2 separate regions of the Homo sapiens genome follow, and region 2 is linked to region 1. Evidence: chromatin contacts called from ENCODE Hi-C or POLR2A ChIA-PET data. All regions are on one chromosome and are shown on one strand. The core of a region is the stretch at or near the end of the contact, and the rest is flanking DNA. Distances in the headings are between cores, read along the strand shown.

Region 1 (3,465 bases), core at 245-2,744:
AAAGCCACATGCATTTTAAATTTTGTTTATTCAGTACAGTAGCTATTAACTTGATGAGCAAATGTTAATGGTTAATGCTAATGCAATGCTAGATAGTATCTTGTTACCAAATAAGTATTTAAATGTAACTCAAATATTTAAATGTAATTTATTTAAATGAACGTAAGTTAATTCTCACTATTCTAGATTGGGGGAAGGAGGTAAATTCAAAGGTGCTTTCTAGAACTCAGCTCTCTCAGTTTGAATCCTCCCCCTTCAGTGCCAACTATTCTCACAAAACATCTATGAAAATAACAATTATATGGCCACTCCCTTAAAAGTAGAACTACTTTTGCTATCCCAAATCCGTAGCTTTAATTTTATAATTTCCAGGTTAAGTACACCACTTCCCAAAATCTAAATTAATTTTATAATTTCCAAGTTAAGTACACCACTTCCCCAAATCTAAATGTACACAGTAGCACAGTTCTAAGTAAATCTTGGAACTGTGGCCTGAAAGGGTAGTGGCTCTGAAAAGACTAGCCGGATTGCCAACTCACCAGTACATAAGGCAACGCCCCTTTGCAATTTTCTATTTGAAAAGGACAGAATAAGATGATAGACAATTCAGAAGCGTTTAATAGTAATGCTATTTATCTTATTTTTTTAATTCTCAACTTCTGCCCACTGAAATACAGTATCGTCTGCAAATCTCATCTCCAATCTCAAATATTTATCAAACCTGTGATTTCAGAAAATTCCATTGATATTTATTGTAGGTCATGCAAAAGGCAACACAGAACCCTAGGTTTGAGCCAACAAAACTAAAGATTGTCAAGTCTCTTCCAAGATTCCAGGACAAAGATAAGTTTAAAAGTCCCACAAGCTCTTGACCAACCATGGAAGCGGAGTTGGCCAAATTAGACCTTCCCAGGACCTTTATCAAACAACCAACCATGGAAACGGAGTTTGCCAAATTAGGCTTTCCCAGGACATTTATCAAACAACGTATGGCAAGCAACAAAAAGAGCAACAATTTGGCCTTGAAAAATATATTTGACTCGGATCCCTGGGATGGGAGGGCTAGAAGGAGAAGAAAGGCAATGGGAGTGAGAACACGAATTCTCTTAAGACAGGGCGTGAAGGCGAATAAACTTGGACGTTAACACTTCGGACCCCAGAACTCCCCTCCACCCTCAGAAAAGATCCAAAGCAGAGCTATGCTTCCCCCGGGGCTGAGAGTCAGCGGAACAGACGCGCCTCCCGGGGCGGGTCAGTTCTCCGCTCCTCAGCCTCTCGGGCCCGACAGCCCGAGTTACCTCCGGTGATGAGGAAGTAAGACACCACCACCAGAGCATACACAGTCATGGCCGACGGCATGTGCAACCAGGGCGGCTTCTTCAGCTTCAGGTTGGGACATTCGAGCACTAAGAACGGGACACGGTACAAAGTCTCCATGTTGGTGGCAGCAAGGGCCGTTCTCGGCCTCAAGCCCCACGCGCCTCCCGGAAACAGGCCCGCCCTCCCTAACAAGTGCGCGTGCGCGAGGAAAGGACCCGCAGATCCGTAAAGCTCGGAGGTGGTTACTATACTCATAGAAGAAAATAAGAAACTAAATAAAACAAATAAATGATATGAATAAAGTGTTGTAAATTATTTAATCTAATTAAACTTACATTGTGATAATGTACTCTACATTTTTCTAATGGATATATAGGTGATTTGTGTACCTTCAAGGACCTGCGGGACTTCTAACGTGGCCAAGCCGGAGAAGCGGAGGCCAAGGAATCTAGGTGAGCCCCGCCCACTCGCTGACGCAGGGGATTTGAAAGCTGATTGGACAGGGGGCGCTCCCGGTTCCCAGAGCGGGAGATGAATGGGAACTTTTGGATATAAATGCCTTTTATATTAGAGGTTTTTTCAAGGGTTAGGAAAAGCCGGAGGCTGCTGAGCTTTTACTTCCCGATGTAGTCGTGGTAATAATAAGAATTAATAATAGTTGCTAAAGTAATATGTTACCAATTTTTTTTAAACATCCAGCCTGGATCACAAATGTCAACAGGACATCTCTACAGGGATGCCTTAATGCTGATAGCTTGGCGTGACCATAATACTATTTTGAATAACTCATCCTCTCAACTTTGCTCTTCCCTTGGTCATCTGTATGTCGCTAAAAGGTAAAATCCCTCTGGCCAAAAATCTTAAAGTCGTCTGGATTTCTCTCCTTACTAACCTTCTGCATCCAAAATATTAGTAGGTCTCTTTGGCTGTACTACCAAAATATCTCCAATTCATCTGCCCCTCACCATTCCACCACTGACACCCTAGTGTGAACCACCGCCATCTCTGGTCTGGGCAACATTTACAATCCAAATAGATGAAAATATATGATGGAGAATTAGTCATTAGGGATGGACTAGAAGGTCTAAAAGATTTTTTGTTTTCTGTTTTGCTTTTCTTTTTTATATAATCTTTTAAGACTCTACAAATGTTAACTTCCTTTTGGAGCAAGAGTTAAGAGTCACTGATTACATAAGTCCAGAGCATATTGACACATTATAGAGCCAATGTTTTTATATTTTTTTATTTGCTTGTTACTAAGCCCGTGGTTATTTTTACAGGATGCCATGTATTGGTTCTGCACTTCTAATTAGCTAACAACTCAATTGTTAAGAAATTGCTTGAAGACGGTAATGAAAATACTATCAAAACATTGTAGTATCCAATTCTAAGTACAGTTGAGGCTTGCTGCCCTTACTGTTCATTAGTGAGAGTCTCTCCCAGAGTCATATTGCCTATGTCTTAACGGAGCCACACGAATCTTAGGTTATGTAAAGGCCAATGATAACACCAATAATGAATGCATTTACACCAAAACCAGCGTTTATATGTAGGAAGTTTCTCTGGGCACTGTAAAGCAGAATGTTTCTGAAATTCCCACAGTTTTATAAGTAAGGAACACTTTGGAACAATTAAAATATTTTGCTTTGGTATGAAGAAAAAAATAAAAATAAAACATTTTGCTTTGGAAAAACATAGGGATTAAAGGTTTTTAAATTTCCTTTATAGCTTAAAAAGGAATCTAACATTAATTAACCACTGCTTGGCAGGTACTATGTTAAGTGATTTACATTTGTGCTTATATACTCTTCATGACAATTCTGTTAGGTAAATACTAGTATAACTGCTTTACATATGACAAAAGTGGCTCCTGGGAAGGGAAATAAACTCAAAAAGTGTAGTATAGTCTGTGACTGGATGAGACCTAAAAGGCAATTGCTGTAGAAGTAAATAGATTTAAGACGTTTAAAATGGTATACGTTTATATACTTATCCTTCTTCCTGTGTATACTAGGGACACATAATTTCTACCTACATTGTGGAAAACATATAAATTATTAATATATAATTTTTAAATGAAAAATTAATTTCATAAATAATAAAACTGCCAAGTCAGAACACACTGCATTCATCTATATGTTAAAT
Region 2 (3,465 bases), core at 332-2,831, 830 kb after region 1:
CCTGTAAATTCCAGGTTGTCACTTTCAGCCATTGCTCTGACATTGTTTAAACAGTAAATGGCAGTTCCCATGACACAGGATGGAAACCATAACCTTCTCAGGTATCCGTACTAAAAATGTTTAACTTGCTGAAAACATCACTTCCCAATCTAAGGAACTTGCCAAAGGATTTCACATGCTAACCCTCGGCCCACCAGGCTTATAAGGAGGACATTCTGTGGAAATTAATTGGTTATTACCTAAGCCAGCTGCAACACACTATTATTTATATATAAACAGCTATAATTTGTTGGGGTCTGCTTTGTACCAGACATTATGAGAAGTCTTTTGCGCTTTAATCCTCATTATTATCCTCATTATTAATCCTTATTTAATCCACCTTATTATCTGAAGTAGCTATAATCCCATTTTACTGGTTCAGAATGTTTAATGTGCCTGAGCACCCACCGTTAATAGAGGAGACTGGTAATGAAACCAAGGATTTGAAAAGTTAGGTACAGATTGAAAACCCACGCCGAATCCAGTGACACTAAACAGTTGAATCTCTTCAAAATATAACACACATGTCAAAATGATTTTAAGGTCATTTCAGAGCAGGCAAGACTTGAAATAGAGGACCGGCAACATTAATAAATAAAAAAGACTACAGGACATAACATTTTGAGTTGGTTTCAAGCCGTGGATAATTAATGATTATCCATACCTCTGGATGGATGTTGACAGGGGTTCCCCGCCCCTTATTTTCGCTGAGAAACCAAGTCTTCCCTTCCGTAAAGGGAGCAGCTCTGGAATGCCACACGTTGAAGGGTTTCGGTGTGGGCTGCCCAGAGCTGGGCTGTTACTGTTCACACATCATCAGTAAGTGCCTCTCAAAAAAAAAAAAAAAAAAAAAGAGAAAGAAAAGAAAAACCACACACACAAACACACACACACAGTCCCTCCTCCACCAACTGAACTTCAGCCCTGACCTCCGGAGTGGTTCTGGACAATCTGGGGTTTAACCTGTGCCCTTCCAACGCCAGGACCGGGGTACCCGAAATGGGTTGCAAATGAATGAGATGACTGCTCAGAGGAAGGAGACTAAGGCACACATCTCTCCTCCAGACCACAAAATCGAGGAAGCATGCCCTGGGCGGGGAGGGTGGGGGCCGGATTAGAGCCACGTCCCCGCTTCGCAATCCACCTTTCCCCTCCCGCGCTTCGGAGGACTCTCCGCTCCCCAGCCCATCCTCCTCCTGGCCCCTCCGCGCGCTCCTTACCCGCTGGTGGCCAGGGCTCCAGACACTCCCAGCTGAAGGCACTTGCTCCCGGGAAGGGGATTTGCCAGGGGATGGAGCCCGCTGCCGCAGCCGCCGCGACCAGCCCCGGGCGTCACCACCCTCGGGCCGAAGCCGCTAGAAAGTTTGCTCGGGGTCTCGCCCTCCCACGCCGCGGCCTGACTAGGGGAAGCAGCTCTCCGGGTCCCTCCCGCGGCCGCCGCCCCCGAGGCCGCACTCGGCGGCGCTGCAGCACCGGCCAGGCTCCGTGCGCGCCGAGGGCTGGGTCTCCCCGCCCCACTCGGCCCACGGCGCGGCGCTCAGTGTTGACCGCGGCCCCGCGCCCGCTCTCCCCGCCCGCCGCGCGCGGCCCGCTCCCTGCGCCCTGCGCCCAGCGCGCTCTTGACATCATTCATTCTCTCACACCCTCGCCCGCCCACTCCATTTCCAAACAGTGACTCACCCGTCGGCCCGGTGGCAGCAGTGCCCGTTCCTGCTGCCGTGGCTCTCCTGGCGCAGAGTGGAGCTCGAAAAACCTGCGCGACTTCTTAAGAAGAAAATCCCAGCCGACTCTCCCCTCGCGGCTGTTTAAGGTGCAGAGAAGGAGGGGCTTGGCAGGCAGGGCAGTTTGGCTCCCGGCCGAAAGGCTGAGGGCCTGGAGCTGACCTCCCTGAGCGGCAACAGAGATCAATCTGGGAAAGTTCTTTGGGTGCCACTCCCAGCAACTTTCAGGGGTGGGGCTGGAACGGGATCCCCCACCCCCGCACCCGGCCTGTTTCGGAAACTGCTTCCTGACGGCGTGTGAGTGGGCTTGGGAGCGCCAGCGTTGATTCAGAGGGTTTATCGGTGTTGACCGGGCCTAGGTCAAAGAGGTGGGTTTCCAAACCTCACAGCGTTGCCTGGCAAGGTTAGTCATCAGTCCGCATGGTATGAGCTGGAAGGTTGCTCCAAGCTAATGAGGTGGCAGCACTGTCCCTTTCGTGCCTAACCATCGTGTCATTTGTCCTGTTAATTGATTTACTTCTCACTTAAGGAATCGTAACCAAAATAAACAGTGTAAGTAGTTATTTGCTTAACTGAATACTGCGCTTTTCCGCAGCTTTTGGGGCCCAAGGCAGCCGTGTGGTTTCTTCGAAGGCCTCAGTAGTTTTTTAAAAGGGGGATTGCTGTCTTTAAAATGGTAATGGTTCTACATTGTCCTGGAGTTGCTATTCATACACCTGCTGGGCAGTTTTCAAAGTAAACGATGGCAGCCTCAAGGACTCTAACTAGGAATGACCAATCCGAGGGAATGTGGCTAAATCTTTCTTGACATAAGTTTTACATTAATGTCTCCTTCTGGACAAGATAATTATGTTTAGGATTTGCGCTGGTTTATGGGTGCTTCCATATAATCAACAAAAATAATGACGGGAATCTTTGGGTTTCTAGTGCAGATATCATGTGGGTCAACAGTCATTTGTGGCTATTAAAGATGATGGTAACAGAAAAGAATATACAAGGCAGGCAATCCCCAAACTCGCAACTTCAAGATGTCGTCACAGTACAGGCAACCAAAGAAAATGGACAAATGGGATCATATTAAGCTAAAAAGCTTCTGCACAGCAAAGGAAACAAACTGAAGAGACAACCCACAGAATGGGAACTATCCATCTGACAAGGGATTAATAACCAGAATATATGAGGAGCTCCAACAACTCTATAGGAAAAAAAAATCTAATAGTCCGAGTAATAAATGGGCAAAAGATTTGAATAGACATTTCTCAAAAGAAGACATACAAATAGCAAACAGGTATATGAAAAGGTGCTCAGGCAATAAATACTGGCGAGGTTGTGGAAAAAAAAAGGAACCCTTGTGTTTGTGGGAATGTAAAAAGTATAACCACTATGGAGAACAGTATGGAAGTTCCTCATAAAACTAAAAATAGAGATACCGTATGACCTAGCAATCTCACTGCTAGGTATATATGCCCAAAAAAGGAAATCAGTGTATCAAAGAGATACCTGCACTCCTATGTTTATTGCAGCACTACTCACAATAGCCAAGGTTTGGAAGCAACCTAAGTGTCCATCAACAGATGAATGGATAAATCGTTACATATACCCATGGAGTACTATTCAGCCATAACAAAGAATGAGATCCTGGCATTTGCAACAACATAGATGGAACTAGAGGTCATTATGTTAAGTGAAATAAGCCAGGCACAGA

Evidence for each region. Hi-C counts contacts between places; a loop is a spot of excess contacts on that map. ChIA-PET counts read pairs that join two places held with the same protein, here RNA polymerase II (POLR2A). Pooled maps may share reads with other maps.
Region 2: a loop to region 1 is called in a pooled map, with 6 times the contacts of the local background. The contact joins the promoter of SGMS2 here to the promoter of OSTC in region 1. A Hi-C loop is called at or near these places in 6 of 50 pooled maps. POLR2A ChIA-PET finds 5 or more read pairs at or near these places in 2 of 52 experiments (activated CD4-positive, alpha-beta T cell and activated T-cell).

Annotation. Positions count from the first base shown.
Region 1 is chr4:108,648,628-108,652,092 of GRCh38, reverse strand. OSTC (oligosaccharyltransferase complex non-catalytic subunit) reads right to left here and starts at 1,494. Exons shown (of 4, transcript NM_021227.4): 1 at 1,299-1,494. The coding sequence starts at 1,437. RefSeq lists enhancers at 541-590, 1,205-1,554.
Region 2 is chr4:107,823,048-107,826,512 of GRCh38, reverse strand. It overlaps SGMS2 (sphingomyelin synthase 2), which reads right to left and starts at 1,581. Exons shown (of 7, transcript NM_001375905.1): 1 at 1,260-1,581.